Linked DNA regions of Homo sapiens: region 2 is linked to region 1. The links are chromatin loops, found by intact Hi-C in ENCODE. Cell type or tissue: breast epithelium. All regions are shown on one strand. Links, peaks and the distances in the headings refer to the core of each region. The heading gives the core; the rest is flanking DNA.

Evidence for each region. A loop is a pair of places that touch in the nucleus more often than their neighbours do. Peaks named below come from ENCODE experiments on the same cell type or tissue, not always from the same donor. Only the 100,000 strongest peaks of a DNase experiment are listed, where the experiment ranks them.
Region 2: a loop joins it to region 1, with 15 times the contacts of the local background. A loop is called at or near these places in 3 of 110 quality-filtered maps.

What each region holds. Positions count from the first base shown.
Region 1 is chr10:30,816,875-30,822,252 of GRCh38, reverse strand. It overlaps LOC124902405 (a long non-coding RNA gene), which reads left to right and starts at 940. Exons shown (of 2, transcript XR_007062104.1): 1 at 940-1,003; 2 at 1,809-2,048. RefSeq lists enhancers at 4,151-4,200, 3,596-4,517. In breast epithelium, for the core only: no CTCF peak of the experiment used is centred there; no DNase peak of the experiment used is centred there; H3K27ac peaks cover 2,967 bases; H3K27me3 peaks cover 295 bases.
Region 2 is chr10:30,868,752-30,874,129 of GRCh38, reverse strand. All of the region lies in intron 5 of ZNF438 (zinc finger protein 438), which reads left to right. Among named protein-coding and RNA genes, the nearest start is that of LINC02644, 150 kb to the right of the region's middle. In breast epithelium, for the core only: no CTCF peak of the experiment used is centred there; no DNase peak of the experiment used is centred there.

The DNA of each region.
Region 1 (5,378 bases), core at 166-5,165:
TGTTCTGTTGAAACACGCACCGCTCTAGCTTCTGCATTAGGCCTGCTCCTCTGGAGGGAGACAGAACTCCTCCTGAGGAAGCCTGTGCTGCCACTGGGCAGGGACAGGGGAAAGAGCTCAGGGGATAGAACTGAAATAACCCGCGCCACCTCGAAGCTCAGCCATGGATTGCAGAGGGCGGGAGTGGCTCCTTCCCTCCCAGCCGACGCCTCTGACTCCCTCCTCTCTCCTCACCTGCTCCCCTCTCTCCTGGCCCCCTCTCTGAATCCCTCTTCCTCCTTCCCCTGTGGCTACCCATCTCTTCTCTTCTCTCCCTCAATCTTCTTTAGAGAATTTCTGACACGGAAAGTTGCTGGGGGTGACACCTCTCATGCACACTCCATTTCCTCATCTCAAAAGAAAGCCCTTGGACTAGATGATTTCTAAATTCCTCCCCAATTCCATCACCCAGCCCCTGCTGGAGCCCCGCCCCATCACTGGCCCCTAGCTCGAAAATTATGTTTTACAAGTGCTGTCCCCCAATAATTCTAGATTCGCAGTAAATCCCTAGTCCCCCTAAAATATCTAGAAAAGTTTCTTCAGCTTTTTGTTAGGAAAACTTTACTGCCATAGGCACACAATTTACTTGCTTGTCATTTTTCTTTCCTGGCTAGGCAAGAGCCAAGGAGGTAGCACTTTTCTTCTGCTTCACTCCTAGGTACCCACGTCACTCGTAACACTCCCAGAAAGTACCCAAGTCACTGGTAGCACTGAACACAAAGCCACCAATGCACAGAGGAACCTTATCTTGACTGGGGTCGCCTTATCTCTGGCCACACACTAAATGCTGTGTTGTGATCTTGCTTCTGAACTTGCCTGAACTTGAGAGACTCAAAAGGAAGCTATTTCTTTAATCTGTCACAAGCAAAAGGCATTTCACTCCGGTCGTTCTTTAGTGACATTGCTGTCGAAGGTCTCTTAGGAGAGAGACTTCCAACAGGAGTTAAGAAGCCACACTAGCAAGGTTAGTTCCAGGCCTTTTGCTTTGAAAGTGTCATGGGCTGGGCATGGTGGCTCACATCTGTAAACCCAGTGCTTTAGGAGGCTGAGACATGGGAGGATCACTTGAGCCCAGGAGTTCGAGACCAGCCTGGGCAATATAATGAGACCCCCATCTCTACAAAAAATTTTAAAAACTAGCCAGATGTAGTGGTGCACACCCATAGTCTCTGCTACTCAGGAGGCTGAGGTGGGGAAATCACTTGAGACCAGGAGTTCGAGGCTGCAGTGAGCTGTGATCACGCCACGGCACTACAGCCTAGGCAACAGAGTGAAATGCTGTCTCTATAAAAATAAAAAATAGAAATAAAGAAGATTCCCCAGGAGGAAGCAGATGCTAACATGGGATTCCTTCTGAAATTCTCCAGGAGCTAGTGAATGATAAACACAGCTATAGCAAGGAGTTGTTAGAGGGAGGGCTTTATCAGTCACACACGTTATCGGATTGAACATTTCTACTCTGGCCTGTTAGAGTCTGTTCCTAAAAAATACCTCAAAATATATTAAGAGAGGAATGTCTCTGAATAAAAAGTTCAATCCAAAATTGCATTTAATCAAACGCAGTCACTTTCGAGGCTGGAGGTTGAAGGCATACCCAGAGAAGGGGGAAATGGGAAAAGTGAACTCAGTTGGCAGGAACAAACCATGACTAAATCCATCTCATTTCAGTAAAAACAGGCATGAGAGCGAAAGCAAGTTTTAAAACCGAATTTTCCCAGCATGACTCAGGGATTGTCTTTCTTATGCCAGTTTTCAATTTGTTTTTACAGATGGAGGAATGGGGGCTCACAGCCTTATCTAATCTCCAAATGAAGAATGGGCCCATCTGACATATCCTATGAGCACAAAGCTTAGGGGACTCTTCACCGAAACCTAGACAAATATTTGAATGCATTTTTTTTTTTTTTTTTTGGAAAGGGAGATAACGTCCAATGGGTCTGTTTTATAATGCATTTGTGTAAGGGGAACGGGAGGAAATGAGATTTAAAAATAAAACTGTTTACTTCAGAGGCTTGGGTTATAAAAGCATAGGTTTCTCTTTCAGGACTCTCTGAAGTTGGAAAGTATGAATTACATATACTCATTAAAATGTTTTATGTTAAATTCAAAGAGTAAAATTAGAAGCCATGTTAATGATTCAACCATGCAACAACTGGTCAACAGATGTTGGAACCTTATGGTTAAAAGATTACATGGTTTGAGCTGACAATTTACTGTATGTGTCCCTGGCAGAGACGAGGTATAACAAACATATTATCAGACACAGAAAGTATGCAGCCCCAGAAAGAGGGGACGTGCAAATCGGACTGCCTTCGATGCTTTCAAAGCAGCACATTTTCCCCCTAAACTGATATTGCAGAGAGCTGGGGTTTTTTTTCTTTCCTTAAGAATGAAGAGTTAATCTTATCTAAATTCACAGAGCCAGAAACCTGTCATATTAAATCCCAGGGAAGCCCAACATTCTTTCCAACTTGCTTGCTTGAAATGTAGTTGAGTTTTCCAGTGATCTGCTGGCTAACTAGCGTCATGCAAAATGGAGCCGTTCCTTACGGCTTTGCAGGTCTCTGGGATTCCAAGCTGGGGACTTCTCTCATTTTGGGGAAAAAGCCTGGGACCATGAAGGGAGGAAACTGGAGAGAAAGGCCAGGATGGACTCTGGGCGGCTGGGCAGAGACTGTGTGCAGGTTCGTACAGCTCCGGGCGGTTACAGTTCTGGTCCCCGGCAATGCCAAGCACCCTGTGGAAAAGTGGCCCAGGCTTCAAGCTTCAGAATCGGACTCCTACCCCTTAAAGCTGCAAGCTAGCAGAAAAAAAGAGAGCTGCAAGGGAGCTGTGAAGGGGAAGGGGTCTCCTCCGGAGGGAGAGACGACTGGGATAGCCTGTTTGGGACTGAGTGTGGGGAAATGTGACAAATTCAGCCTTTTCATCGTGCGCCCTGAGCCGAGCAGAAGCGGGGCGGTAGGAGATGATTCCGCTTGCTCCGAGTTTCCAAGCTCCTTGCTCCTTTCCAAATTGCTTGCGGCAATGTAATTCTTTCCTTCGGGGACAGGCAGAGCTCCACTGTTTTTCTGGTTTCCAGGGTGTGCCCATGAGTTACCCAGAGTGGGTGGAGCGGTGGGGCCACTCTGGAATAGCCTTGCGGCAGACGCGGCTGACTGCCCTCGAACAGAACTGGCGGATCCCAAGAAACCAACCACGCGGCAAGATTTGGGGAGCCCACAGCTTCTACTCAGACACCCCTGCAGAGTGTTTGCTCATTGCTAAAAACGTGCAGGCGTCGTAGGGAGTGTCCCCAGAGGCCATTGCCTAGCTTGCCTGCAAGCCCTTAGTGAGCACCTGCCCTGTGCGAGGTTCCGAGCTCCACTCACGCAGGTCCTGCCCTCAGGAGCTCACTGTATTGCAGAGACACAAGAGGACACCAGGGTGGCTGTCTGTTCTGTGCTGGGGGAGGCCAAGGGACTCCTCACCTGCCCATCTCTCAGGAGTTTCCAACCTTTCCCCGCCAGTCCAGTCTGTGACTGGCAAGTTACCAACTGCCCCTCTTCCTTGAAAACAGCCACCTTCCTAGGTGGGTCCTGGGTCTCTGAGCTTTCCTGAGATCTAGAGAGAGGAGGAAAAAGTGTCTCTGTCACAGCTGGGGCTTCCCTAGCTGACCCTCCTCCCCCGCCACCTCTGGAGCTGAGGTTAGCAAAGCCGTGCCTACATCAGCTGAGCTGGGGAGTTTGCCGGATGAGCAGGCCTGGTGGGGCAGTGACGTTTGAACATGTCAGGTGGACAGTTGTATGTCAGGAGGTGAGAGGAGAGGGGTTGGCTGGAGAGAGCAGGTTGGATTCACCAGCACTTGGAGCACCCAGAGGGAAGGGGACCCGCCAGAGAGGGCGAGGCCAGAGGAGGCCAGACGAGCCCGAGGGCAGTGAGGTCAGCCCCTCCACCCGCCAGCCTGCAGGGATGCCTCTGGGTCAAGGCTGCATGAGCAGGGTCCTGCTTGGCCACTTATCAGCCCCTACAGCCTTAGAAGCCAAGCCCCAGCCCACTTCCTCCTGTCGACAGCACTGGCTCCAGGCCAGTAGCTGTAGTCATGGCCTGTTGACCAAGGGCTACACGGGCCAGTGGCAGGAAGCTGCTGGTAACTCAATGAACAGACACGAGAGCTTGCAGAGTGGACTCCACAGCCTGCCTTGATTTCAGGTCCAAAGGACAGGTCCAAAACTGCACAGTACTGCAGTTCTGCACAAAATGGGTCCCTCTGCACCGTGGTTGGGTTGACTTTGAGGAGTGAGTTGAACCAGCTTCCCTCCAATACCCCAGTACCATGCATGGGGTTCCCTGGCAGCTCACGGGACAGAGCTTTGGACTGGTTCTCTCTCCAGCATCTAACCCTAGGATGAAGGTTGAAGAAGGGATTTCTCAACTCCTGAGCTCCCTTCTCCCTCTCTCCTGGCCCTCTCCCCAGTGGGGGGGCTCGGGGATCACAGACACATGCCTCAGTCTCGTTTTTTGAGGGCCATGGTCACATACCTAAAACCCAGCCACCTGGAGAGTCCTCTAGATGTTTAGATTCCCATGTTATTCTAGAGGAAACTTTGTTTGTTTGTTTGATTTTTGAGACAGAGTCTTGCTCTGTTGCCCAGGCTAGAGTGTAATGGCGCAATCTTGGCTCACTGCAACCTCCGCCTCCCGGGTTCAAGCAATTCTCTGCCTCAGTTTTCCAAGTAGCAGGGATTACAGGCACCCGCCACCATGTCCAGCTAATATTTTTGTATTTTTTAGTAGAGACGGGGTTTCACCATCTGGGCCAGGCTGGTCTTAAACTCCTGAACTCGTGATCCACCCACCTTGGCCTCCCAAAGTGCTGGGATTATAGGCATGAGCCACCGTGCCCGGCCTCTAGAGGAGACTTTTTGGTAACCTCAATCCATAAATCCATACTGAAAAATATTTGGCTGAAAATCCACACGTCTGGTGTTTTTTTTGTTTTTGTTTTGTTTTGTTTTGTTTTGTTTTCTGAGCATATGACCAGAAAGGATACAGGTCTTAAACCTTCTCCCCAAGGAGGCAGTGTAGTGAGTTAAAGACTTGAAACCCCAGCTCTACACCTTGCTGGCTGTGTGACCTTGGGTATGATTTAGCCTCTCTGTAAAATGGGAGTAGTAACAGTCCCTGGCTCACAGGGTGAAAGGAGTTAATACGTCAAGTTCTTAGAATAGTGCCTGACACATAATGAGCCCTCACCAAGTCCCAGGGACTATTATTACTCTCTGCAGGAGAGTGATAAATGTACACAGCCCTCTCGCCTAAACCAGATTGGAGCCATAGTCAGAAAATAGAACGTTTTACAT
Region 2 (5,378 bases), core at 80-5,079, 52 kb before region 1:
ATATATATATATATACACACACACACCCCCACACACCCACACGTAATATATTACATATATATTTGTTTAATTGCATGTACATAATTTGTGTGACATGAGAAGTTTGCTGGGCACATGCTATTTATTAATTAAATGCAGATTGATTTATTTAACAAACCATTGATGGCTAGCTATAAATTATGATACCTTTGAATTTCCAACTTATAAACACATACACACGTATTATATGCATTTCTGTATAAAATTCAGATAAGACATCACCAACAGAGTTGTGAGGCTTAAATTAAGGAAAATATGCTGTACTAACATACTGTCCCCAAACAAAGTTCATATGGTAGAAGCAGGTTTAATGATCACCAAGGTAATTCATACGAGGAACTATCAGATGCTATGAAGAATCCAAAGGTAAATCATACAGAGCCTGAGCTTTTAGGCTCTAAAATCCTGTTGGAACAGCATATGTGCATGTCCTTAATTAGAATAAAGCATGACTAATGCTGTACTAGAAGTGAGTATGACATACTTTGAAAATCAGAATGAAAGGACAGTTGGCTAAGCCAGAGATTTTGAGGCTGGTCAGGAAACAAAATGGAGGAGATGACATTTGTTCAGGATATTAACATATATGTACAAGTCAAGCAAGTGGAATTTAAGCCAGGGGTTTAAAGCTAGGAAGAGCTGGCAGCATTATTAATGGAGAAAACAAATTTGAAATTCTGGTTTCTTCTATTTAAATGTTATCTAATTTCAGATAAAGAGATTTAACATTGTACTGTCACTCTAACGATAAGTTATACTATATTACAGATTTTTCTATTATAAACTAGTGTCACCGTTATTCCTTTCTGTGTGAGAATATAATTTATAGAATTTTGAGATGTTCATGAGACTTATTTTGTTACAATTTTCTATATCATTCTTTCAGGATTTAGGGATAGAATTTAGTTTTCCATAACCTCCTTTTTTTGTCTGTTATTTTCAAATGATGAGCTAAACTGTGTTTTTCAAAAAAGAGGCATGAAAACAACATAATAAGGCCAACTATTTAGATTTGGTGAAAGAAAGACAAAGTCACCACACTGATTAAAAATGCAAGTGAATTTATTTACTTCCCATATAAGAAAACTCATACAGGTGAGCAGTATCACCAAATGATTCTCTGACAGGGACAATGTATGTGTCTTATGTGCTAAGAAGTAGTTCACTGTGATTATGCCAATTGACCATTGAAGTTTGTATCTTGGGTAGTCAGAATGAATTTTAAGTTCCTACACAGTTGGTTAATGCAAGTCTCATTGTTCATTGGTCAGGAAGGAATCTTCATTTAAGTCAAGTGAGAGTCTGTTTTACTGGAGTCAATTCTTTTTTTTTTTTTTTTTTGAGACAGAGTCTCACTCTGTCACCCAGGCTGGAGTGCAGTGGTGCGATCTTGGCTCACTGCAAGCTCCGCCTCCCAGGTTCATGCCATTCTCCTGCCTCAGCCTCCCAAGTAGCTGGGACTACAGGTGCCTGCCCCCACCCCCGGCTAATTTTTTGTATTTTTAGTCAAGACGGGGTTTCACCATGTTAGCCAGGTTGGTCTCAATCTCCTGACCTCGTGATCTGTCCGCCTCGGCCTCCCAAAGTGCTGGGATTACAGGTGTCAGCCACTGCGCCTGACCTCTTTTTTTTTTTTTTTTTTTTTTTTTTTTTTTTTTTTTTTTTGAGACAGAGTCTTGTTCTGTCACCCAGGCTAGAGTGCAGTGGTGCAATCTCGGCTCACTGCAATCTCCACCTCCCGGGTTCAAGTGATTCTTCTGCCTCAGCCTCCCGAATAGCTGGGACTACAGGAGCGCACCACCACACGTGGCTAATTTTTGTATTTTTAGTAGAGAGGGGATTTTACCATGTTGGCCAGACTGATCTTGAATTTAACCCCCTGGCTTAAATTCCACTTGCTTGACTTGTACCTTGTAATCCGCCCACCTCAGCCTCCCAAGGTGCTGGGATTACAGGCCTGAGCCACCGTGCCTGGCCGAGTCTCTCAATTCTTAGTCACTTGTCAGCCTTACAGTTAAGTTTGCCATTTCCTAGACAAGTCTTCTGCAAGTAGAAAAGTTTTCTTATACAGTTCTTCTACCACTTTTCTCAACTCTGTCATAACATTTGTGTTATTTAAAGGTAGTTTTCAAATTGTGAGTGTTATTTCTATTTCATAAAAGTAAGAAGTCGGGGTGGAGAGAGCAAATGGTTTGACGCAGACACACAGGCGGCCCCCTCTGGACCCACTGCAGTTAGCTGGACATGTGCTGTACAGCTACTACTAATTTCCCAAATCTTTACATGATTTGACTGCACAACCACAGCCATTACTGTCTATCATGTGAATTCATATTTGAATCTTTTTTAAAAACCCCTAGATTTTCTGATTCAATAAAAAATGGTTATGATACTGTCTAAAAAATGTATTCTATGTCTTGCAGACATAAAAGTGTATACTTACAGCTTACAGACCTAACATTTTGGTATTTGTGAATAAGAATATTAGAACTCAAGTAAGGCATACTTAGGGAGGAGCTAGTTAATACTCATATCATTCTTAAAGTTTGAGGAAAAGACCTTACTTATTTTGGACTTAGTATCAATTAGGTCTTTTATAAAGTTCTTGATGAATTTTCTATCTTTAGTAGGATTTAAAGCGTCCTGGCATGTAGTAGGCTCTCAAAATGCATATTAAATTATGTATAAAATGCTTTAAACTCTCAAACAGTTTTTATAAATCAATCACACCTGTTGCTGTGAAAATATTGTCATCTTTTTTTTTAATGAAACACCAAAGTGGATGGAATTCTAAGGCCAATGAAAGCAAATGTTCATTTAACAAGTATTTATTGCCTTTGAAGAGACAATGAGCAAAAGAAGCAAAGGGGGGAAAATAAAACCAAACTAAGCTCCTCTCTTGCAGCTGTTGTAATTAATAACACTGGGCTGCCTATCCAAGCAGGGGTTTCCTTTTATGGGGATTTAACCTGAAAGTGGTTTATTCTTGTTATCTAATCGTAGTTTCACTCTTTCGAACATGGTATGAAAGCTATTTTCTTAAGCTCTCTATTTTTTTCTTTTCCTCCTTGGCCATATCTCCCCTTTCCTCTCCATCTGGTGAAGGAACACTGATCTGGACAGCTGAGCTCTGGTCATTGTTACATGCTTCTTTTTAGGCTCTGTGATCTTGGCCAAATAAGTAAACCTCAGTCCCTTCATCTTTCCAATGGAGATAGTAATTCTCATCCTGTAACAGTCAAATGCAGTAGGTATGGTTGATTCTCATTATTTGTAGTGTTTATATTCTAGAAGGCTATTAGGAACACTGAATTAGCAAATACTGAGCCATTTGTTCCTAGGCGATATTCAAGGATAGGTTCTTGTGAGCCTCTAGTCACAACATTTTTGTCAACAGCTGATACATGACCTTGTTATAAGTGTATTTCTGTTAAAAGATACTTTATTTAATAGACAGGGTTAATTTTTTAACATTGAACTCAGAGACACAGCACTATAACTCATGCCCCAACAAAGCTTCTCTAATACAAGTGTTTTCTCCGTAGAGCACATCCCAGTTCTCTTGTGTTAGGAGCACTAGACAGCACCCAGCACTATGCTGGAGACCGTAAGTAAACAGTAAAATCACCAAGAAAAAGAAGCACAAAAAATGCAAAAAAAAAAAAGTGACAGTTTTTGAAATGTAAAAAGGATGCGTGTTTACAGTATGAGAGCTGAAAGAAGAAGGCAGGACATCACCTTGTTCTGCCTAACCTGGGAATTTGCGTGTCAAGTGGCTCAAACTTTTTTTTTCTCCACACATGTCCATGAATGACCGTGAAAGCACCACAAGTATTGATTTTGGGGTTAAAAATAAATTTTAGCAAGTAGGCAAATTCACAAATACAGAATCTACAAATAATGAGAATCAACTGTATATGAATACACCTTGTAAAAACTTTGAAAGCACAGTAGAAGCCTCAGGATAATTTACAGAATAAAAGCTATTTTTTATGACGTTTTTCTCAGATAAAATGACTTTGTGCATTATAAATTTCAAGTTAATAAAGTAACATATTATTTGAAGGTGACCATAAATTCTTAGTTCAGTAAAGCTACAAAGAAAACTACTATTGCAAGATCTGTGACTCTCCAGCCCTCACATTGAACACACAGTAGCAAGGAGTACCACTGTAATTTGATGCTTTGCATTTAGTGCTTAACATTGCTTTATGACCTCACTATTGGGGGAAAATATCATTCCCTATGTATTACCAAAATATTATGTTTCCAAATATGTGATATTCATATGGAAACATTTTGATCTTAACAAGTGGTGTAAATGCTGTTCTTGGACTTTTGGTACCATTTTATGCTGCAGAGCAAGTACAGATTGACATTTGCAAGCTGGTTTTGGTTAACTACTTAATGTTGGAAATTGGAACTTTCTGATGTAATAACTTCTACAAAATACCATTGTGCATTATTAGTATGTTATACTGTTGACAGAAGAACAAATGGAAAACACACACATGCCTGTAGAAATATCCTTTTAGAATAAATGGAAATGACCTGGGTGGCCTAAAACCATAAAGTAGACCAGCCATATATGGAAGTTGAAATAAAATATTAGAGTTTAAAATATTAGTAAATTTAGATTATGAGTATTTTTGTTGTTTAAAATAGCTGTATTTCTTTCTTTCCTCTTTCTTTTCTTTTCTTTTTTGTTTTGTTTTTGAGACGGAGTTTAGCTCTTGTTGTCCAGGCTGGAGTGCAATGGTGTGATCTTGGCTCACTGCAACCTCCGCCTCCCTGGTTCAAGCGATTCTCCTGCCTCAGCCTCCCAAGTACCTGGGATCACAGGCACGCACCACCACACCTGGCTAATTTTTTGTATTTTTAGTAGAAACAGGGTTTCACCGTGTTAGCCAGGCTGGTCTCAAACTCCTGACCTCAGGTGATCTGCCTGCCTTGGCCTCCCAAAGTGCTGGGATTACAGGCGTGAGCCACTGTGGCCGGCCGAAATAGCTGTATTTCTGTTGCCTGAAAAACAGGCTGGTAATCGGATAATTTACTTGGGTATGTATCATTGTCAGTGTGGCCGTTTGGCAGCAGAGTCTCTCAGAAATTCCAATTAACCATGTAAATATATTTCATAGCATCACATCTCACTTTGTCAGAACCCCTGCTGCCTTTATATCATTAACATAAATGCAGGTGCAAATAGCATTTATGTACTTTGATAGAAAGCAGTTGGAGACATTTCACTGTGGGACACAACACTTCCAGATTGTGTACATCTGTTCAAATAATGTATCCAGCCCCAGTGACATGAACACAAGGATGGAAACATCTGCCCC